Linked DNA regions of Homo sapiens: all the other regions are linked to region 2. Evidence: read pairs that join two places in POLR2A ChIA-PET (ENCODE). Cell type or tissue: MCF 10A. All regions are shown on one strand. Region 1 overlaps CEP20 (centrosomal protein 20). Region 2 overlaps ABCC1 (ATP binding cassette subfamily C member 1 (ABCC1 blood group)). Region 3 overlaps ABCC1 (ATP binding cassette subfamily C member 1 (ABCC1 blood group)).

What was found. ChIA-PET counts read pairs that join two places held together with the same protein. Peaks named below come from ENCODE experiments on the same cell type or tissue, not always from the same donor. Only the 100,000 strongest peaks of a DNase experiment are listed, where the experiment ranks them.
Region 1: POLR2A ChIA-PET joins it to region 2 with 13 read pairs; 29 of 35 experiments call an interaction of 5 or more read pairs at or near these places.
Region 3: POLR2A ChIA-PET joins it to region 2 with 10 read pairs; 16 of 35 experiments call an interaction of 5 or more read pairs at or near these places.

What each region holds. Positions count from the first base shown.
Region 1 is chr16:15,876,437-15,884,436 of GRCh38, reverse strand. CEP20 (centrosomal protein 20) reads left to right here. Exons shown (of 5, transcript NM_144600.4): 2 at 232-429; 3 at 4,549-4,633. It also overlaps the pseudogene RNU6-213P. Among named protein-coding and RNA genes, the nearest start is that of CEP20, 8.2 kb to the left of the region's middle. RefSeq lists enhancers at 4,671-4,965, 4,406-5,605. In MCF 10A, no CTCF peak of the experiment used is centred here; a DNase peak (open chromatin) is centred at 4,756.
Region 2 is chr16:15,962,691-15,970,690 of GRCh38, reverse strand. The region is part of intron 1 of ABCC1 (ATP binding cassette subfamily C member 1 (ABCC1 blood group)); the gene reads right to left. Among named protein-coding and RNA genes, the nearest start is that of ABCC1, 17 kb to the right of the region's middle. RefSeq lists an enhancer at 1-516. In MCF 10A, no CTCF peak of the experiment used is centred here; a DNase peak (open chromatin) is centred at 3,560.
Region 3 is chr16:16,019,060-16,027,059 of GRCh38, reverse strand. The region is part of intron 5 of ABCC1 (ATP binding cassette subfamily C member 1 (ABCC1 blood group)); the gene reads right to left. Among named protein-coding and RNA genes, the nearest start is that of ABCC1, 73 kb to the right of the region's middle. RefSeq lists an enhancer at 4,694-4,988. In MCF 10A, no CTCF peak of the experiment used is centred here; DNase peaks (open chromatin) are centred at 1,289, 4,799 and 7,399.

The sequences.
Region 1 (8,000 bases), 86 kb after region 2:
ATTTGCTCAAATATATTAAGACTAAATCACTGCAACATGAGAACTATATGTTTTAGTATAAACATGGCTGGTGGTAGTGTAATTGTTTAATAATTTGTCACAATGTTTAGATTAAGAGCTGCTTGAGAGCTGTTTTTGTACCATTTACCTTTTCAACATTTCTTTTCAAAGTATGCCTAAGAATGACAAATTTACTCTGTAACTGAAGCCTTAATATTTTATATCGAACAGTTTTAAAGGACACCTTGGAAAAAAAGGGGGTATTAGGGCATTTAAAAGCAAGGATCCGAGCTGAAGTTTTCAATGCCCTAGATGATGACCGTGAACCCCGACCATCATTGTCTCATGAAAACCTTCTAATTAATGAATTAATTCGAGAGTATTTAGAATTCAACAAATATAAGTATACAGCATCTGTCCTCATAGCAGGTAAGTGGTTATTATTTATCACATAAAATCTGTTTCTCCCCTTTCCCCAATTCTCAGAAACTGTTTATCCTAGAAATCTAATTCCCTTACCAGATAGTGCCATCTGGGTGACTGGGACACAAAAATCACATGGGTTCTTTCTGTAGCTTAAACAGATTCTTACAAGAGAAAATACATAACTAAATAATCACTTAAACTAGGCATATACTTGGAAAAATCATCTATAATTCCTGTAACCGAGAATAAACAATTGTTGACGTTTTGTCCTGTTTGCCACCAGTTTTTTCCTGTGTATTAAGCTTTAAAAATATACGCTGATTAAGTATATTATTTGTTAAAAAATAGGCTGGGTAGGTGGCTCACACCTGTAATCTCAGTGCTTTGGGAGGCCGAGGCAAGATTACTTGAGCCCAGGAGTTCGCGACCAGCCTGGGCAACACAGGGAGACCCCATCTCTGGAAAAGAGTTTTTAAAATTAGCCATGCATGGTGGCACGTGTCTGTTGTCCTAGCTGAGGCTGAGCAGGGGTCGGGGAGGGGGTGATCATGTGAGCCCATGTGCTCTGGGCTTTAGTGAGCCATGATCGCATCACTGCACTCCAGTCTGGGCAACAGAGAGAGACCCTGTCTCTTTTTTCTTTTTCCAGAGACAGAATCTCACTCTGTTGCAAAGGCTGGACTGCAGTGGTGCGATCATGGCTTATTGCAACTTTCACCTCCTGGGCTCAAGCAGTCTTCCTGCGTCAGTCTCCTGAGTAGCTGGGACCACAGGTGCATGCCTCCATGCCCAGCTAAATTTTTTTATTATTTATAGAGATGAGCTCTCACTATGTTGCCCAGCCTGGTATTGAACTCCTGGGCTCAGGTGATCCACCTATCTCACACTCCCCAAATGCTGGGATTACAGGCATGAGCCACTGCACCCAACCCCTGTCTTTTTTTTCTTTCTTTTTTTTTGAGACGGAGTCTCACTCTATTGTGATCTCAGCTCACTGCATCCTCCGCCTCCTGGGTTCAAGCAGTTCTCCTGCCTCAGCCTCCCGAGTACCTGGAACTACAGGTGTGTGCTGCCAGGCCCGGCGAATTTTTGTATTTTTTAGTAGAGACGGGGTTTCACTATATTGGACAGGCTGGTCCAACTCCTGTCTCTTAAAAGAAAAAAAACTGTCCCTGTCTATATATAGATATGTAGATATATGTCTATTTGTGTGTGTGTGTGTGTGTATCTAGATAGATAGATAGATAGATAGATAGATAGATAGATAGATAGATAGATATAATGGAGATAAAACTTTGAAATATTACTACTATGTAGTGCTTAGGTACATTTACAAATGTATGTATCTAAAAGCATGGTATTTATAAAGGACTAGGCTGGTATATTAGGTTGTTTTTGGATTGCTATAAATAAACACCTGAGACTGGGTAATTTATGAAGAGAAGAGGTTTTTTTGTATGTTTGTTTGTTTGTTTGTTTGTTTTGAGACAGAGTCTTGCTCTGTCACCCAGGCTGGAGTGTGGATTGATCTCGGCTCACTGCAACGTCTACCTCCTGGGTTCAAGTGATTCTCCTGCCTCAGCCTCCCAAGTAGCTGGGACTACAGGCCATGCCCAGCTAATTTTTTGTATTTTTAGTAGAGACAGGGTTTCACCGTTAGCCAGGATGGTCTCAGTCTCCTGACCTCGTGATCCGCCCTCCTCGGCCTCCCAAAATGTTGGGATTACAGGCGTGAGCCACCGCACCCGGTTGAAGAAAAGAGGTTTACTTGGCTCACGGTTCTGCAGACTGTACAAGCATGGCACTGGCATCTGCTTAGCTTCTGGGAGGCCTCAGGGAGCTTTTGCTCACTGCAGCAAGCACGTTACATGGTGAAGGCAGGGGCCAAGGGTGGGGAAGGTTAGTGCCACACACTTATAAATGACCTGTTCTCATGAGAACCCACTCACTGTGGTAAGGACAGCACCAGGCCATGAGGGATCCACCCCCATGACCCAAACAACTCCCGCCAGGTCCCACTTCCAACACTGGGGAGTGCGTTGCAACATGAGATTTGGGCGGAGACAAATATCCAGACTCTAGCAGCGGGAAACTCCAAACTCATCCTAGTGATAGGAGGCAGAGAATGATATTGGGGGTTGGGGGTGGGGAGATAAAGATAAATTCCCTTTATCTGTTGAATTTTATTTCTTGAGAAATAAATTTGCTCTTCAAGTGTAACAGTTATTGAGTGGTGAGAATATTTTTAATATCTTCTGCTGACTTTTAAATGTCTTCTTTCAAAAAAGTGAGGAGAGACTGGATGGATATAAATAAGTCAGAATCCTGGTTACCCCTGGACTTGGTGGGGTGGGGGATGCAGCTGGGGGTTGGTCTGAGGCACCCTGAATGTGTGTCATCGGATTCCCTCGTTTCAGGTTCCATCTCTGCTTTGACTACTTCATGCCTCAGCAAAGAAGCGAGGCCAGGAAGTAGATTTTGCAAGAGAGAATGAATTCTTTGTGAAGTTAGAATTTTTCGTTACAGATCCTTTATTTAATATTAAACATACGTCTGAACTACATAAAGACTCATGATTTTTATGGTTTAAGGATCTTTGATATCAGCATCTCTGCTTTCCTTTGTTTGTTATAGATGGCTGTATGATACCAGTTACACCCAGAAAAGAAGAAATTATGAAAATAGTGGGGACTTGGGATTCACTAGAATGAAATATAGTGACAGTAGTCAAGTTTTCATATTAAATGGTTTGGCTTTTTTTAAAAAACTGGGATATAATTTACATACAATAAAATTTACCTTTTAAACTGTACAGTTCTGTACTTTAGTCAAATGCCTGCAGTTGTGTAATTACTACCAGATCACAATCAAGATATCACCAGCCTTTTTGGCACCAGGGACTGGTTTCATGGAAGACAATTTTTCCATGGACCTGGGAGGATGGTTCGGGATGATTCAAGCATACTCCATTTATTGTGCATTTTATTTCTATGATTGTGTTGTAATATATAATGAAATAATTATAACTCACCATAATGTAGAATCAGTGGGAGCCCTAAGCCTGTTTTCCTGCAACTAGATGGTCCCATCTGGGGGTGATGGGAGGCAGTGAGAGATCATCAGGCCTTAGATTCTCATAAGGAGTGCACAGCCCAGATCCCTCGCATGTGCAGTTCACAATAGGGTTCACGCTTCTATGAGAATCTAATTCTGCCAACAGGAGGCTGAGCTCAGGCAGTGATGCTAGTGATGGGCAGCAGCTGTAAACACAGATCAAGCTTCCCTCACTTGCTTGCCCACTCCTCACCTCCTGCTGTGTGGCCCAGTTTCTAATCTGTGGCTCGGGGGTTGGGGACCCTTGCTGTAGATGGAACCGTACATGATGTAGCCTTTTGAGTCTGCCTTTTTTCACTTAGTGTAATACATTCAAGATTCAGCCATGTTTGTTTTTCCTTTGAACACTGTTCTATTGTGTGGCTGTGCTAGTTTGCTCATCTATGACCAGTTGATGGGCATTGAGTTGTTTCTAGTTTTAGCAGTTAGGAATCAAGCTGCCATAAACATTTACATACAGGTTTTTGTGAGAACATAAGTTTTCATTAATCTTGGGTAGAAAGCTAAGAGTGAGATTGCTGGGTTGTGTGGTTAAGTGCACGCTCACCTTTATAAGAAAACTGCTCAACTGTTTTCCAAAGTGCCTGTACCATTGTGCTTTCCCACCAGCAAAGTGTGAAAGTTCCAGCTGCCCCACACTTCAGGTTAACTTTAATTTTTATTTATAAGTATTGTCACCAAGTGGATATTCTTTTCAAAAATAAGTTATTGATAAACAGACTTCCAAAATTTAGTATTATAATTTGGATATAGAAATGGTATTTTTCCAACCAAACACTGGGGAATTTAAAAAGTGAATTTATGTTAAACTGTATTAAGACATGCATTTAACAAAAGAGATATTTTGAAAGTCATAAAATCACAGGCAATTTGATCTGTCTTGGTGTGTGTTGTCATCATTCTTCCAAAATCTAAAAAGTGTATGTCTGGTAAATGTGATTCTTTTCAAAATCTTATTTGCTTTTTAGTTTAATAGACTGAGTGTTCTCATGAATTTATTTCTCCCAGAATCTGGTCAACCTGTAGTTCCGTTGGACAGACAGTTTCTCATCCATGAACTAAATGCATTTGAAGAATCAAAGGATAATACAATGTAAGACATTTTTTTAAAGAAGTTTCCACATATTGTATTGAGTCATAATTGCACCATGGTGGTTTTACTTCATTTTAATTCAAGTATTTATTCAGATCTAGTGTGTGTCAAGCATTGTCCTAAATCCAGGGTGTGCAGCAGTGAATAAGTCAGATGAGATCTGTGTTTGCTGAAGCTACAATTACATGGCTTCAGAGTGACTCAGCATCTTCTTTCTGGAGTTAGCTCCTTTTGACTTCTTGATCCTTTGTCCTTCTAAGGCTTTGTTTGTTTTTTAATTTATAATTTCAACTTTTATTTGTATTTTCAAATTATTTTTGTAGAGGCAAGGCCTCGCTTTTTTGCCCAGGCTGGTCTCGAACTCCTGACCTCAAGTGATCTTCCTGCCTTGGCCTCCCAAAGTGCTAGGGTTGCAGGTGTGAGCCCTCCATGCCTGGCCTCTGAGACTTTGCCTTGTCAGTTGTTTTCTTCATATTTAACTCTTCCTTCACTCCAACTTAGGAATGTACTCAGATCTCTCCTCTCCTAAAACAAAAACAAAAACAAAAACAAAAACTATGAACTTCCAACCCCAAGCTTCTGCTCGAATACCTTTTTCTACCAAGATTACTGAATCAGCCCACTGCTTTCGTTACTATTACTCTGTCCTTTGCCCTCTGTGTACCTCCTCTCACCAACTATGCTCTTGAAAAGGAGGATGACCACTTTCTAGTTTTCTTAGTTTTTTTCTATTTCAGTGTTTCTTAAACTTTTTCTGGAGAGTCCCTGTATAGCCAAAAAAAAAAAAAAAAGTACATAGGAGACCTGAGAACATAGCTTAAAGCAGCCTTTTTTTAAATCTAGAACTTTCTTTGAAGCCTTACGTTTTCTCATCCTAAAAGTTCTTAAGGCCAAGTGAGGTATCTCGTGCCTGTAATGCCAGCACTTTGGAAGGCTGAAGTGGAAGGATCACTTGAGCTCAGGAGTTCAAGACTAGCCTGGACAACATGGGGAAACCCCATCTCTAGCCAGACGTGGTGGCTCATGCCTGTAGTCCCAGCACTTCAGAGGCTGAGGCAAGTGGATCACCTGAGGTCAGGAGTTTGAGACCAGCCTGGTCAACATGGCGAAACCCCATCTCTACTAAAAATAACAAAAAGATTAGCAAGGCATGGTGGCGTGTGCCTGTAGTCCCAGCTGCTAGGGAGGCTCAGGCATGAGAATCGCTTTAACCTGGGCAGCGGAGGTTGCAGTGAGCCAAGATCACACCACTGCACTCTAGCCTAGGTGACAGAATCAGACCCTGTCTCAAAAAAAAAAAAAAAAGTTCTGAAAGTTGTTTGCTTTACTATATAAATGTTTTAAATGACATTCCAGTTAAATCTAACTCTCCCACAAATCCTTGTGTAAAATTAATGTTCCAGGATCATATACTACCTTTGTCATTGTGTGTATAGTGAAGTCCCTGTTGCTTAGCGTAGCACTTTACACCTCTTTCTACCCGTCTGTTGTTCTATCTGCTCACACCTGATTTCTGATTATGCCTGGAAGACACTTTGCAACTTTATGCTGCTTTGCCTTGTAAACCATTCCCTTATCCTAGAAGCCCTACATCACCTTTCTCCCTCTTCTATTGGAGCATCTTAACTTCTATTGGAGCATCTTTCCTTTCTGTTGGCCCTGTTCAGATAGTAACTCCTTTATGGCATTTTCCTCTTTCTCTTCCTCTCATCTTCCCTTGTTTCTTTTTTTTTTCTTTTTTCCTTTTTGTGAGATAGGGTCTCGCTCTGTCGCCCATGCTGGAGTGCAGTGGCCCCATCTCAGCTCACCGCAATCTCCTCCTGGGTTCAACTGATTCTGCCTCAGCCTCCTGAGTAGCTGGGATTACAGGTGTGCACCACCATGCCCAGCTAATTTTTTTTCATATTTTTTTGTAGAGATGGGGTTTCACCATGTTGGCCAGGCCGGTCTCGAACTCCTGGCCTCAAGTGATCTGCCCACCTCCACCTCCCAAAGTGCTGTGAGGTTTTTTTGTTTGTTTTTTCAAGGCAGGGTTTCACTCTGTTGCCCAGGTCTCTAGAGTGCAGCGGCTTGATCATGGCTCACTGCAGCCTCGAACTCCTGGGCTCAAGCGATTCTCCCACCTCAGCCTCCCATGTAGCTGGAATTACAGGCATACGCTGGCATGCACCATCATGCCTGGCCAATTTTTGTATTTTTTTTAGAAATGGTGTTTTACCATGTTAGCCAGGCTGGTCTCCAATTCCTCAGCTCAAGTTATCCACCTACCTTGGCCTTCCAAAGTGTTGGGATTACAGGCATGAGCCACTGCACCTGGTAACAAGTGTTTTGAAAAGTATAAAAATTGTATAATTGAGAACAGTGGGAAAAATAATTGGGGGAATCTAAGCGTGACTTAGGATGAGCAGTGAGTTATTACATCATTTAATACAAGACATCATTTTACATTTAGCAGTTGATGGAAATAAGCAATGACTATTACTGGCTTCTTGGTAGCTTTTGAGATACCTACTTCAGATGAAAGTATTAAGAAGTTTGTGCTCACTTTAACAGCACATAAACTAAAATTGGAGCGGTACAGAGATTAGCATGGCCCCGGCAAAGGGATGACACGCAAATTCGTGAAATGTTTGATATTTTTTTAAAAAAGAAGGCCGGGCGCATTGGCTCACGCCTGTAATCTCAGCACTTTGGGAGGCCGAGGCGGGCAGATCACGAGGTTAGGAAATGGAGACCATCCTGGCTAACACGGTGAAACCCCGTCTCTGCTAAACATACAAAAAATTAGCCGGGCAAGGTGGCGGATGCCTGTAGTCCCAGCTACTTGGGAGGCCGAGGCAGGAAAATGGGCGTCAAACGGGGAGGTGGAGCTTGCAGTGAGCCGAGATCGTGCCACTGCACTCAGCCTGGGCGACAGAAGCGAGACTCCGTTTCCAAAAAAAAAAAAAAAAGTAAGTTTGAGAGAGGATGAGGAAGCAAAAAAAAAAGTTGCTAAAACGGCTTTATTTTTTAAAAGTTAGGTAACTTCTTTAAGCCCTTGTTTCTCACACTTCAGTGATTGGCATTCACAGAGTTTGCCATAGTCACATATTACTCATATTATTTACTTACAGATCTGCAGTGCTGCATCTGAAACCACTGAGGCCAGATACATGTTTGAAAATCCAAATGCTGTCGGGTTTTAAAATGACATGCCTGTAGTCCTAGCTACTTAGGAGGGTGAGGCAAGAAGATTACTTAAATCCAGGAGATTGAGGCTGCAGTGAGCCATGATCTTGCTGCTGCACTCCAGTGTGGGCCACACAGCGAGAGTTCTTTTTTTTTTTTTCGAGACAGAGTCTCACTCTGTCGTCCAGGCTGGAGTGCA
Region 2 (8,000 bases):
GAAAGAAAGCTGCCAAGGCTTCCCACAGGATCCAAGTCCTACAGGCCCAATTCTCAGCCTCCTTCTGGTTCTTTTTCTCTTCCCTACTCTTTGACTCCAGCCACAGTGGCCTTCCTCATTAAGCCAGTGCTTCTGCACATGCATTTCCCACTGCCCAGAACATTCTTACCTTCTGCTTTTGCCTATACAGCAGAAACTGCTAGCTGCGCTCCAGTATCAACTCTCCCTCATCCCTGAGTAACATCTTCAGCTGGGTACATCCTGCTTAGAAAGGAAACTACATTTCCCAGCCTCCTTTGCAGCTAGAGGCACCACATGACTAGGTACAAGCCAATGGGATGTGACGAGGAGAGACGTAGGCAACCTCCAGGTTGTGCCCTTACTCTGCTTTCCTACTGGCTGCCATGTGGACATGGAGATGCATCATCTTGATCCATGCAGATGAGGACAGCAGAGCAACAAGATGGGAGGGGCCTGGGACCCTGATTATTTTGGGGACAGAGCTGCCACACCAGCTGGGATTTTTACATGAGAGAGAAATGAGCTTGTATCTTAACCCACTATATTTGGGGTCTTTGACACACATAGCCAAACCTGTATCATCAAACGGGTTCCCCACTTAAGGAGTCTCCTTTTTTCTCTCCAACCAGATGAAACCCCGCTATTGCACTCACCGGGCACCACGCAGCTCCCCTTCATAGCACTTCCTGATGATTATTCATTTATTTGGCCATTTCCCCAACAAGACTGGGGCTCAAGGAAGGCAGGGAACCATGCTCTGTATACCGCTCGATTCCCAGCATGGAGCCCAGGTAAGGGCTATGCAGGACCCTCAGAGACTGTCACCTGAATGGGACCAGTCAGGCCATGGGACCCATTCATGGGCACTGACCCTCGGAGATTCTACCTCCTGCAAAGAGCTCCTGAGAGGGTCTAAGATACCCACTCACCCAAGTCTTGCCTCGAATTTCCCCAGGACCTACCTGTACACAGAGGTTTAAAAAAAAAAAAGACTATGGGCTGGGAGCAGTGGCTCAAGCCTGTAATCTCAGCACTTTGGGAGGCAGAGGCAGGGGGGATCACCTGAGGTCAGGAGTTTGAGACCAGCCTGGCCAACATGGCAAAACCCGTCTCTACTAAAAATACAAAAAGTAGCCGGGCGTGGTGGCACATGCCTGTAATCCCAGCTACTCGGGGGGCTGAGGCAGGAGAATCACTCGAACCCTGGCAAAGGAGGTTGCAGTGAGCCGAGATCACGCTACTGCACTCCAGTCTGGGCAACAAGACAGAAACTCTCTTAAAAAGAAAAAAAAAAAAAAAAAAGACTGACCAGCTGCCTAAAGAGGAAACAATTATCAGCAATTACTCAGATCCATGTTACATTTCATCTGCAATTAAATATCAATTAACAAAAATGCATCATAATCAAGATGCACCAGCCCACGCAAACAAAAAAATAAAGACTATATGTTTTGTTTTGTTTTTCTGAGACAGAGTCTTGCTCTGTTGCCCAGGCTGGAGTGCAGTGCCATCATCTTGGCTCTCTACAACCTCCTCCTCCCAGGTTCAAGTGATCCTTATGCCTCCCCCTTCCCAGTAGCTGGGATTATAGGCAAGCGCCACCACAGTTAATTTTTGTATTTTTAGTAGAGATGGAGTTTCACCATGTTGGACAGCCTGGCCTTGAACTACTGACCTCAAGTGATCTGCCCACCTCGGCCTCTCAACGTACTGAGATTACAGGTGTGAGCCACCACACCTGGCTGACTGTTTTCAATACAAAAAAAAAAAAGAAAAAATATTAGCTGGGCATGGTGGTGGGCACCTGTGGTCCCAGCTACTCCAGAGGCTAAGGTGGGAGGATTGCTTGAGCCTGAGAGGTCATGGCTGCAGTGGGCCATGATCGTGCCCCTGCACTCCACCCTGAGCAACAGAGGAGATCCTGTCTCAAAATACACATATATATGTTTTTGTAGAATCCCGTTCTTGTTCTTAAAAAATACCATGTATTTATGGCTGGGCACGGTGGCTTAGACCTGTAATCCCAGCACTTTGGGAGGCTGCGGCAGGTGGATCACTTGAGGTCATGAGTTTGAGACCAGCCTGGCCAAAATGGTAAAACCCCATCTCTACTAAAAATACAAAAATTAGCTAGACATAGTGGTGCATGCCTGCAGTCCTAGCTACTCGGCAGGTGAAGGCTGCAGTGAGCAGAGATCACGCCACCTGCACTCCAGCCTGGGTAATAGAGCAAGACTCTGTCTCAAAAAAAAAAATTACTATATCTTTAGGATCTGTGGAGAAGAGAGGCTGAAAATTAAAAACATCAACCTGCCAATAAGATTGTCTCTAGAAGAGGCTGGCCATGGTGGCTCACCCCGGTAATCCCAGGACTTTGGGAGGCCGAGGTAGGCGGATCACCTGAGGTCAGGAATTCGAGACCAGCCTGGCTAACACAGCAAACCCTGTCTCTACTAAAAATACAAAAATTAGCCGGGCATGGTGGTGCATGGTACACACCTATAACCCCAGCTACTCGGGAGGCTGAGGCAGGAGAATCACTTGAACTTGGGAGGTGGAGGTTGCCGTGAGCCGAGATCACTGTACTCCAGACTGGGCAATGGAGCAAGACTCCGTCTCAAAAAAATAATAAAAGAAAATTATCTCTAGAAGGGATTTTCATGTTTCACTCATTTCTGCACTGTTTTCATTCTATACTGTACCCCTTATAACATCAGACAAGACAAAGAGTAGGAGAAAAGACGTCCCTTTAAGTAATTCAATCTCTACCATGTTTATAGTAACAGAAAACCTGGAACTTCCAAAATATGTATATGTCAGCAGTTCTCAGAGTTGTGATAGTCTGGCTTCACACAAATGCTATGATTTAGGTAGTTAAACAAGTTTTTTTTTTGTTGTTTTTTTTTTTTTTGGAGACAGTGCCATGCTGTTGTCCAGGCTGGAGTGCAGTGGTGCAATCATAGCTCACTGCAGCTCAACCTCCCAGGACCAAGCAAACCTCCCGCCTCAGCCTCCTGAGTAGCTGGGACTACAGGCATGTCCCATCATGCCCAGCTAATAATAATAATAATAATTATTATTATTATTATTTTGTAGAGATGGGGTCTTTCTGTTGCCCAGGCTGGTCTCAAACTCCTGGGCTCAAGTGATCCTCCCACTTCAGCATCACTAAGTGCTGGGATCAGACGACAGCAACAGTGCCCAGTCCAAGTTTTCTTAAACCTAAACTACAAATAAAACTGCAGAATGAATCTCCCCACATATCAGTCCAATTTCAGAGCTGAAACCTGATACCCATCTTGTCCAAGAGACTCACCCAGACCTGGCCACCCTACAGACAGATGCTCTATAACAACAGGGTGAATTAACCTGAATCGTCTATACTGATTTTCAAACCTAGGCTCCTGAACTTGGCCTCTTCACCCAGCATACACCTCCCTGGCTTTCTCTGGAGCTACAACATCTCTTCACCCCAGCCTCCTCCACCCCATCCCCATGGCCCTTTGGAGAATATAGAGGGTGTGACTCAGAGGTGAGCCTTTTCTCCAAACACTCCCCTACCAAGTATGCAGAGAACTGGACATAGGCCAGCTTTGTCCCAAGTACCAAGCGTCAAACGGCTCACTCCACGGATCTCAGGGGGCAGGGGACCAAAGTTAAAGATGAAAGAGCCCTATTAAACCACTGCAGGCCAGGCACAGTGGTGCCCACCTGTAATCCCAGCACTTTGGAAGGCTGAGGCAGGAGAACTGCTTGAGGCCAGAAGTTTAAGGCTGCAGTGAGCTATGTTCATGCCACTGCACTCCAGCCTGGGTGACAGGGCAAGACCTCATCTCTAAAAAAAATTAAAAATTAGCTGGGCATGTTGACAAGCATCTATAATCCAAGACACTCGGGAGGGTAAGGCAGGAAGATCGCTTGAGGCCAGGAGTTCAAGGCTGCAGTGAGCCATGATCATACCACTGCACTCCAGCCTGGGCAACAGAGTGAGTCTCTGTCTCTAAAAAAAAAAAAAAAAGAGAGAGAGAAAAGCAAACTACAATTGCAGCACTCAGAGAGATCCTGATCTAACATGCGATCCTGGGTTAGTAAATTAGTGAAGCCTTATCAAAGGGCTCGCAGATAAGCCAACCTAATTATAACTACTGGGTTACCCTTCCCAGTGCCAGACAGCTCCAATTTTCTTCCTGGCCACGGGTCTCCAGCCTTACAAGGCTGATGGAGGAACCCTAGAAAAGCCTGACTTTTTTTTTTTTTTTTAAGATAAAGTCTCTCTGTCACCCAGGCTGGAGTGCAGTGGCACAATCTCAGTTCACTGCAACCTCCGCCTCCTGGGTTCAAGCAATTCTCCCGCCTCAGCCTCCCGAGTAACTGAGATTACAGGTGCCTGCCACCACGCCAGCTAATTTTTGTATTTTTAGTAGAGATGGGGTTTCACCATGTTGGTCATGCTGGTCTCCAACTCCTGACCTCGTGATCCGCCCACCTCGGCCTCCCAAAGTGCTAGGATTACAGTCGTGAGCCACCGCGCCCTGCTGTGCCTGACATTAACATGCACCATCGTCCACTCTGAATAATAACCACAGCAGTAAGTAACCTTAGACCCTGCTAGAACGGTGAGCTGGGCCAGCTCACTTTTAGAAAATAAGACAATGGCTAGAGTGAAGCCTTTTCAGATGTTATTCATTCCACTCCTGAGAACATCATCTAAGGAAATAAGCCAATACGCACTCTACCCATGTGGTATTCAGGACAGTGTTTTCTTTAAAAGAAAAATAAAAATGACTGGGTATGGTGGCTCTCGCCTGTAATCCCAGCACGTTGGGAGGCAGATCACCTGAGGTCAGGAGTTCGAGACCAGCCTGGCCAACATGGTGAAACCCCATCTCTACTGAAAATACAAAAATTAATCAGGCATCATGGTACACATGTGTAATCCCAGCTACTCCAGCGGCTGAGGCAGGAGAATCACCTGAACCCAGGAGGCAGAGGTCACAGGGAGCCAAGATTGCGCAATGCACTCCAGCCTGGGTGATGGTATAAGATGCTGTCTCAAAAAAGTTAAAAAGGGAGAAAGGGGCTGGGCACAGTGGCTCATGCCTGTAATCCCAGCACTTTGGGAGGCCGAAGTGGGCAGATCACAAGGTCAGGAGATCAAGACCATCCTGGCTAACACGGTGAAACTCCGTCTCTACTAAAAACACAAAAAAATTAGCCAGGCGTGGTGGCAGGTGCCTGTAGTCCCAGCTACTTGGGAGGCTGAGGCAGGAGAATGGCGTGAACCTGGGAGGCGGAGCTTGCAGTGAGCCAAGGTCGCACCACTGCACTTCAGCCTGGGCGACAGAACAAGACTCCGTCTCAAAAATAATAATAAAAAAAAAAAAGGAGAAAGAAAACACAGCAACCCAAATGTCAAACCACAGATAATAATTATGTGATTATAGCCCACCAACACAGGGAACTATCGATTGGACATTTATAGGTTTAATTAAAAAGGTTACGTGGGTACATGGGAAAATACTTATTACAGTAAATAAAAACATAGGAGACAGTATGCAAGCTACAAATGCAACCTTGCAAAACTACATACTAGTAAGAACAAGACTCAAATGTTAATATGCCAATAGGAAAACAATAGCCTGTAACAAAATATTTATACAATACAGGTGATGGACAAAGAGGAAAGGTCCCACAATAACAAGAGCCCTTACAAACTAACAGGAAAAAGACAAACTAGTCCAGGCATACCCAAAAAGGACTCAGAAAGACACACTGAAAATACACAAATTGCTGGAAAATATGTTGCAGGATACATAGCTTCTAATTGTAATTGAAATGCAGATGAAAATATATTTTAGCTATCAAATTAACAAACTTTGATCCCAGCACTTTGGGAGGCCAAAGCCGGAGGATCGATTCAGTCCAGGGGTTCAAAACCAGCCTGGGTAACATAGGGAGATCCTGTCTCTACAAAAAATAAATTTAAAAATTAAAAAAAAAAAACTGGCAGAGTAATGATTACAACATAATCCATTTTGATTTAAATGTTATTTAAATTTATAAATATTTATAAAATTTCAAAGAAAAAATACAAGAATACATTGGTTATTGGTTAGCCCAAGAGATTACTGATATGGTCTGGCTCTGTGTCCCCACCTAAATCCCATCTTGAATTGTAATCTGAATTGGAATCCCCACATATTAGGGAAGGGACATCATGGGAGGTGATTAGATCATGGGGACGGTTCCCCCATGCTGTTCTCCTGATCCTTGCTATGCTTTAGCAAAGAGACTGGCAGCATTTTGACCCTGCCCTAGAGATCTGTGGAACTTTGAACTTGAGAGAGAAGATTTAGGGCATCTAGGGGAAGAAATTACTAAGCAGCAAAGCATTCAAGAGGAAGCAGAGCATAAAAGGGTGGAAATTGGCCGGGCGCAGTGGCTCACGCCTGTAATCCCAGCACTTTGGGAGGCCAAGGTGGGCAGATCACTTGAGGTCAGGAATTCGAGACCAGTCTAGCCAGCATGGTGAAATCCTGTCTCTACAAAAATACAAACATTAGCCAGGCATGATGGCGGGTGCCTGTAATCCCAGCTACTCGGGATGCTGAGGCAGGAGAATTGCTTGAACCCAGGAGGCAGAGGTTGCAATGAGCCGAGATCATGCCATTGCACTCTAGCCTGGGCAACAGAGAGAGACTCCATCTCAAAAAAAAAAAAAGTGTGGAAATTTGCAGTCTGACAATGTAAAAAGAAAAACCCATTTTCTGAAGAGAAATTCAAGCCGGCTGCAGAAACTTGCAAAAGTAACAAGGAGCCCAATTCCAAGACAATGGGGAAAATGTCTCCAGGGCATATCACAAACCTTCACAGCAGCCCCTCCCATCACAGGCCTAGGAGGGAAAAACGGTTTCCTGGGCTGGGTCCAGGGCCCCCCTGATGTGTGCAGCCTTAGGACTTGGTGCCCAGCCACTCCAGTCATGGCTAAGAGGAGCCAAGGTACACAGCTCAGGCTGTGCCTTCAGAGGGTGCAAGCCCCAAGCCTCGGCAGCTTCCATGTGGTATTGAGCCTGTGGGTACATAGAACTAAAGAACTGAGGTTTGGAAACCTCCACCTAGATTTCAGAGGATGTATGCAAATGCCTGGATGTCCAGCCAGAAGTTTGCTGCAGGGGTGGAGCCTTTATGGAGAACCTCTACCAATGCAGTAAAGAAGGGAAATATGGGGTCAGAGCCCCCACACAGAGTCCCCACTGGGGTACTGCCTAATGGAGCTGTGAGAAAAGGGCCACCATCCAGAACCCAGAATGGTAGATCCACCTGCAGCTACATCGTGTGCCTGGAAAAGACGGAGACACTCAACGCCAACCTGTGAAAGCAGCCAGGAGCGGGGCTATACCCTGCAAAGCCACAGGGGCAGAGCTGCCCAAGGCCGTGGAAGCCCACCTCTTGCAACAGTGTGACCTGGATGTGAGACACGGAGTCAAAGGAGATAACTATGGAACTTGAAAGTTTTATGACTGGCCTATTGGATTTCAGACTTGCATGGGGCCTGCAGCCCCTTTGTTTTGGCCAATTTCTCCCATTTCAAACGGGTGTATTTATCCAATGCCTGTACCCCCATTGTATCTAGGAACTAACTAACTTCTTTTGATTTTACAGGCTGATAGGTGAAAGAGACTAGATTTTGTCTCAGATGAGATTTTGGACATAGACTTTTGAGTTAATGCTGAAATGAGTTAAGACTTTGGGGAACTGTTGGGAAGGCATAATTGTGTTTTGAAATATGAGAAAGATGAGATTTGGGAGGGGCCAGGGGCAGAATGATATGGCACGGCTCTGTGTCCCCGCACAAATCTCATCTTGAATTGTAATCTTAATTGTAATCCCCACGTGTTGGTGGAGGGACCTCACTGGAGGTGATTAGATCATGGGAGCGGTTCCCCCATGCTGTTCTCCTGATAGTGAGTCCTCAGAAG
Region 3 (8,000 bases), 56 kb before region 2:
CAGCTTAACAAGACCCTCAAATCCTAACCTTCCCTCGGCCCAGTAAAACTAAGTCCCCAGCCACTGGTAGAAAACCTGCCCTGCAAATGCAACAAGGACATTGACAGACAGAACACTGCACAGTTTTTTGTTTTTTGTGTTTTGAGACTGAGTCTCACTCTGTCGCCCAGGCTGGAGTGCAGTGGCCCGATCTCGGCTCACTGCAACCTCCACCTCCCAGGTTCAAGCAATTCTCCTGCCTCAGCCTCCTGAGTAGCTGGGATTATAGGCATCTGCCACCACACCTGGCTAATTTTTGGATTTTTTGATAGAGATGGGGTTTCACCATGTTGGCTAGGCTGGTCTCGAACTCCTGACCTCAACTGATCCGCCTATCTCGGCCTCACAAAGCGCTGGGATTACAGGCATGACCCACCGCGCCCAGCAATTGCCATTTCTAATTTGCACACTCAAAGAGCTTTGTCAAATTCTTCTCCTCAGGCCGCCTCTCTTCTATGGATCTAAACACAGATTTTCAGATTATCTCAAGTGACCGATAGGGAGGCCAACACAGGGTCCCCCCTTCACTGGCAAAAAAAAAAAAAAAAAAAAAAAGGAAATAGCCTTTTTTTTTTTTTTTTTTTTTTTGAGACGGTTTCACTCTCATCGCCCAGGCTGCAGCGCAATGGTGCGTTCTCAGCTCACTGCAGCCTCCGCTTCCCAAATTGAAACAGTTCTCCTGCCTCATCCTGCCACATAGCGGGGATTACATGGTGCACACCACCATGCCTGGCTAATTTTTGCATTTGTAGTACAGACGGGGGTTTTATCATGTTGGCCAGGCTGGTCTCAAACTCCTGACCTCAAGCGATCCACCCACCTCGGCCTCCCAAAGTGCTGGGATTACAGGCATGAGCCACTGCACCCGGCCTGGAAACAGCCTCTATCTGACGTGGAAGGCCTTACTTGACAACAAAGACAACTAACTTCTGAAGTAGGTCAAGGATTGACAATAAAAAAGGAGGAAAAAAAATCATGGGGCACTGGATTGTAATCCAGGGAGCATGTCATTTAACCCAAACCAAGGAGAATCTTTTGACATCACACACTAGGTACAAAAGACAGAGCCACCTCCAGGGGGTTTCCCAGCCTCAGACACTGAAATACAGTAACTCCTGTCCCAGATAGCATGAAAGCAGCTTGTGAACTGGTCCCTCTTTCATTTGAAATGAAAACAATTCAGAGAAGTCCTGGCTGAAGGCAGAGGGAGGAAAAGCCTGATTCATCCAAACAGAGTGATGTGTTCTTTGGCATCCACCATATTGACATCTACGTTTGGTACCAGATGAGCTGGCCAGAAACCCTGTGGTTTGAACCAATTAGGTACGGCAGCCCCAGGCACTGATTCTTGGAGCGCAGGGTAGTTTAAGGACCTTGTCTGGGTCTTTCAGCATGTTGACCTGTTTGTCAGAAACACTCTCAGCTTTTAGTTCTAACGGGTTTTCTGCTGGTTACCTCCGCTCTGCACTGCCAAAGTGCCCCCCACAACCCCTGCACCCAGCAGGAGGCAATGCGTGCAGCAGCAATAATGTTTAGAGCAGTGATCCTCAAACGCAGCTCTGTCACCAGCATCGGTGGCACCTGGGAACTTGTTGGGAACCGCAGATGCTCGGGCCCCACCCAGACCTACTGCATCAGAAACTGTGTGGGTGGGGACCAGCAATCTGTGTTTCAAGCGTGAGAACCCAGTGGGAGGGTTCCTGACACATCACCACTCTGACCCTCAGTGTCTTCATCTGTCAAGTGGGGAGACTGATCATCCTGCCCTACTGTGAGGACTAAATAAATAATACAGTGCACCCAGCTGTTATCCTTATTATTAGACGGAGCCTAAATGTCCAGCAGTAAGAGATTTGCCAGTATAACGTAAACACTGGTGATTTGTTTGCCCTGTTGCTTACCAACTGTGCAAAATGCCTCCCTGCCCAGGACCTCCGTTTCCTCTACTGGAGCACACCCCAGAATCTTTGCCCATGCCCTTTGCCCATCAACTTGTCTGTTTTCTTTGTTTTTTTGTTTCAAGAGATGGGGTCTCACTATGTTGACCAGATTGGTCTCAAGAAATCTTCCCCCCTAAGCCTCCCAAAATGCCAAGACTACAGGTGTGAGCCACGCACCTGGCCCTTTTTCTGGTTTTTGATGCTGTAGTGGGCACAGGGGAATATCCTGGCTCAGCCTCCCTCTCTACCTGCCTGGGTGCCTGCAAAGGCTTTTTAAGTGCCACCGACCTCACCCCCATGTCCAATGTATCCTCTTCCTTTGAGCCTGAGGATCTTCCACAACCTGTCCAACCTGAGTGTGTCATTCCACTGGTGAAAAACCTTTCCTCAGCTCCCACCACAGTAGGGTTAAAATTCCAAGTCCTGGCTGGATGTGGTGGTTCACCCATCCCTGTAATCCTAGCATTTTGGGAGGCCAAGGCAGGGCATCACTTGAGCTCAGGAGTTCAAGACCAGCCTGAGTAACATACAGAAACCCCATCTCTACCAAAAACAGAAAAAGTTACTTGGGCGTGGTGGCACGCAACTATGGTCCCAGCTACTTGCGAGGCTGAGGTGGGAGGATCGCTTGAGCCCCGGAGGTGGAGGGCACGGTGAGCTGAGATGGCACCACCGCACTCCAACCTTGGTGACAGAGTGAAACTCCATCTCAAAACAAACAAACAAACAAAAAATTCCAAGTCCTTATTGTGACACATAATTGCACCCTTGATCTCTGATGCTGACTCTTGCCTCTCTTTTCGCTTACATCCTAGCCCTTCCAATCTAGCCAAGCAGAATTCTTTTTTTCTTTCTTTCTTTTGAGACAGAGTCTTGCTCTGTCGCCCAGACTGGAGTACAGTGGCGCGATCTCGGCGCACTGCAACCTCCGCCTCCCGGGTTCAAGCAATTCTCCTGCCTGAGCCTCCCGAGTAGCTGGGATTACAGGCATGCACCACCACACCCAGCTAATTTTTTTATGATCAGTAGAGACGGGGTTTTACCACGTTGGCCAGGCTGGTCTTGAGCTCCTAGTCTCAGGTGATCTGCCTGCCTCGGCCTCCCAAAGTGCTGGGATTACAGGCATGAGCCACTGCACCCAGCCTAGCCAAGCCGAATTCCAAGTGATTCCCAACACCCACAAGCTCCCTCAACTGGACCTTTGCACATGCCAGTTGCTCTACCAGGAGCACCCTCCCACCCCACCACCTCCAAACATATTCACCTGGCCAGAGCCTCGCATTCCTTAGACTTGAGCATCCCCTCTCCTCCCTGGATGCTAGCCCTGGAGCCCCAGGCTGAGTCAGGGACCACTCTCCCAGCCCCCACAACTCCCAGCACTTCCCTCCCTCAGAGCCCCCACTGTCCATCCTGCAGTTGTTGGTTCAACTGCCTGCCACCCACCTTCCATCTCTCCTCCAGGGCAGTGGTCAAGGTCTGTTTCTTTCTAGCTCAGCCCCTGGCACAACACCTGATTATTAAATGACTGAAAGCATGACGGAGAAATGGAAAGAAAATGGAGTTTCAACGCTTTAATCAACGGTCCAAGATCAGGCCTTGGTGGGTGGGGACAGAGACTGATCATGAAGGGGCACGAGGGAACTTCCTGGCGTCCTTGCAGTGTTCTATATCTTGACAGGGGTTTAAAGTATTCCTTTACCAAGATTCATCAAATGCTAACTTGAGATCAGCAATTTCACTGTATGTAAATTTTAAGCAAAAAACTCAGAAGTGTAAACAGATCTTAAACTCTAGCTAATGATTTACTTGGAAGTGGGTGCATGAAAGAATACTAATATATTTCGAAGGAAGTTTCAGATATCAAAAAAACTAGGTTCAGTGGCTCAGGCCTGTAATCCCAGTATTTTGGGAGGCTGAGGTGGGAGGATGGCTTGAGGCCAGGAGTTCAAGACCAGACTGGGCAACATAAGGAGCCCTCACGCCTACAAAAAATTTAAAAATTAGCCAAACACAGTAGTGTGCACCTGTAGGGCCCAAGCTACCTGGGAGGCAGAAGCGGGAAGATCATTGGAGCCCAGGAGTTGGAGGCTGCAGTGAGCTATGATCACACCACTGCACTCTAGTCTGCGAGACAGAGTGAGACCCTATCTCAAAAACAAAAAACAAAACAAAAGTAGCCGGTTGGCTGGCTGATTAGCTATCTGGTTAGACAGACAGATATGTGACAAAGCAAGTTTAGCAAAATGTTAACTGTGGCTCTAGGTACCAACTATATGACTGCTCACAGTAGAATTCTTTCGACTTTTCTGTAGGTTTAAGAATGTTCATAGTAAAATGCTGGGGGGAAAATATTACATATTATACAGACAGGACTAAAAATACCTCTTACTGCAAACGAGCTGAGTAGCTTTCACTGAATGTTCCAAACCAGTGATTTGCAACCCTGAACCACCTGGAGATCTTGTTAAAATGAGTTTGACTTGGTAGGTCTGGGATGAGGCCTGAGACCCAGCATTTCTAGCAAGCTTCCGGGGGATGTCGAGCATTCCAACTGGTCCAAGGACCTCTGCTTTCAGCTGGGACCTAATAAATGATCTCCTTTGGCCTTGATCCCCTTATCTACAAGACCCTCCTCCCCCAAACCTAAACCACAGACTCAGTGCCAATGAGAAAAAAGGCAGGAGACTGGGGACCGGCCGGAGCTCTGGCAGTCTTGGTCAGCCCTGCCCAGGCTCCCAAAAGCCTCGGCAGCCCCAGAGCCAGAAGGACAGATGGGAGGAGCCCCACCAAGCAGCCAGGGCTGGAATAGACATCTGAGTCATGGAGTGGGAGCAGGGCCAGCTGGGGAGGATTGGCCGACTCAGTGACTCAGCACGAAGTGGCCTGGAGGAGCCAGCCCTGCCAGCTCCCACCCACGCCCTGCCTGACCTGACCCCAGCCGCCCCAGGCCTTGGCTGATCACTCTGAGGACAGGCGACAGGTGATGGATGGCCTGCTGCTGCTCTGAGGATGGGAGAGCAGCAAGCCTGGACTCTCCCCATCTTCCTGGCTCCACTGTGATTCAATCCCTGAGAGTGATGGGAAAACAAGCAAACAGGTTGTCCCGTTGTCCTCCTCCCCAGATCACAGGGCTCAGGTCTGGGACAGAGAGAGGAGGTGAAGCCAACAACAAATCGAGTTGCAACCCGTTTTCAAGAAGGGGCTGCTGACGTCCCCAAAGGAAGAGCACCGAGCCCAAAGCCACAAGTCTAGCTGATTCTCACAGGACCTGGTTCCTACCCTTCCTTGCCCCCATCTCAATTGCTAGGCTACGTTGCTAGGTAGTTATGTGGTTATTTTGTTTGTTTGTTTGTTCATTTGTTCGTTGTTTGTTTGAGACAGGGTCTCAGTCTGTTGCCCAGACTGGAGCGATCTCAGCTCACTGCAACCTCCGCCTCCCGGGCACAAGCAATTCTCCTGCCTCTGCCTCCTAAATAGCAGGGATCACAGGTGCTCAACACCATGCCCAGCTAATTTTTGTATTTTTAGTAGAGATGGGATTTCACCATGTTGGTCAGGCTGGTCTCAAACTCCTGATCTCAGGTGATCTACCTGCCTCGGCCTCCCAAAGTGCTGGGTTTATAGGTGTAAGCCACCACACCTGGCCTTGAACAAGATTTTTAAAAGCACTTAGCATCACTGAATTGCATACTTAAAATGGTTAAAATGGCAAATCTTAGGTTACATATATTTAACCCCCCAAAATGCAACATTAAAAAAAAAAATAAGGCTCTTGACACCATGCCAAGCCTTCAGAACATCTGTGCATACATCAGTCCCCTTCCTCTTTCTTGCTGGTAATACTTGAACAGGATGAAGGCAGAGAAGCAGCTTAATCTGATGTCCTGTGAGGCCTCATGCACACTTCACCCTTATGCAAGACATAATATACGTGCCACATGTACTGAGCACCTCCCCATATAACACAACAATAAATTACCACTACAGGCCCACCGTGTGCCTGGCTGTGTCTTAGGCACTGAGGTTACAAGGTGGATACTGCCACGTGAAGCCTCTAGCCTAACACAAAGCCATTATTTAGCCAAGACCCTCCCATTCAGCAGTTACAACCAAGCGAAGTGACATGATTGTGCACAACAGCCAGTCGTGAGTTCGAATCTCTGCTCTACTACTCAGGTCGAGCAAGGCACTTATGTCTGCGATTGTTTGTCTGTAAAATGAGAAAAATAGTACCAAGTTCACCAGGACTGCTGTGAGAGTCAAGTGAGACATGCATATAAAGAACTTAGCATAGTGCTAGCCAGTACACCGCAAGCATCTAATAAATGTCGATTCCCGTCCTTGCCTTGCATAGGAAGAAAGAATGCCTGCAAATGGAAAGGGGACAAAAAAGGAAGCTAAAAAGTCATCAGAGCTAAAGAAATGCTTAGACCAGGGGTGGACAAACTTCTTCTGTAAAGGGTCAGATGGTAGGTATCTTAGACTTTGTGGGTGCTACAGTCTCTGTAGCAACTACACAACTCCACTGCTGCAGCTCCAGACACCTGTAGACACTATGTGATGAACGCGAGTGGCTGTGTTCCAATAAAACTTTATTTACAAAAACAGGCAGCAGGCCAGATTCGGCCCATGGGCTACTGGCTAACTCCTGGTCTAAACTCTAATCTGCAAAAAGGTAAATGGCAACCCCATGGGGTTCCTGAACAGGAACCCAGAGGGAAGTTCAGGCTTCCTGGACAGAGAGTGTCAGCCAATCAAAGTGTTCTCTCCTGGACAGGTGCACAAATGTCAGAAATGCAGCAGCCTGCACACCCACATTTGACACCCTGCTGGATCTCACTGCACAAGAGGCAGACCACAGCCGGGCACGGTGGCTCAAGCCTGTAATCCCAGCACTTTGGGAGGCCAAAGTGGGCGGATCACTTGAAGTCAGGAGATCGAGACCATCCTGGCCAACACGGTGAAACCCCATCTCTACTAAAAATACAAAAACTAGCCAGGCATGGTGGTGTGCGCCTGTAGTCCCAGTTACTCAGGAGGCTGAGGCAGGAGAATTGCTTGAACCTGGGAGGCAGAGGCTGCAGAGCCAAGATCATGCCACTGCACTACAGCCTTGGCGACAGAGCGAGACTGCAAAGAGACAAACCACAGTGTCTTCCACCATCTTGGAAGACCAGCAGTGACACAGGAGGAGCCGAGCTGGGGGAGATGACACAGAAACAGAAAACAATGACTGGGGAGAAGAGTCAGGGTGTCCCAGCCCCACAACAGTGTAGCCTTTTAGCCGCCAGAGCTGAGAGCTTCATGTCACCCAGGGTGGCAGAGCAAATCCCAGGCCCAGGCTGCCAGGAATGCAGAAAGCACAAAAAAAGGTCCAAGTCAGATCTGTGAGTCACCCTGGTACACACACGCCCAGGGGAGAAGTGAAAGGGAATTTATCCAGATTCCCAAGGGAGATCAGAAATTAAGAAAGTCCCTCCTTCAAAAAGCTTCCAGAACCATCCATGGCAAGAGAGCTCTTCCCAGGCTCCCAGAGGAAGCTTGATGGGTTGGGTGATCCCCACGCCAGCCAGGCAGCCCCAACCAGACTCTGTTTACCCTGAGCAATCCAAGGTCTGCAGCCACCCAGTTGAGGTGTGACTTGTTTTGTATAAATCCCAGTTCTAAAGAATGGCTCGGCCAGACACGGTGGCTCACACCTGTAATCCCAACATTTTGGGAGGCCGAGGCGGGTGGATCACTTGAGGTCAGGAGTTCGAGACCAGCCGGGCCAAGATGGTGAAGCCCCATCTCTACTAAAAATGCAAAAATTAGTCGAGCATGGTGATGGGCGCCTGTAATCCCAGCTACTCAGGAGGCTGAAGCAGAAGAATCGCTTGAACCCAGGAGGCGGGGTTGCAGTGGGCCGAGATCATGCCACTGCACTCTAGCCTGGGCAACAAGAGCAAGAATCCGTCTAAAAACAAAACAAAACAACAGAAAAAAACAACAAACAAAAGACAAAAAAGAATAGCCCAACAT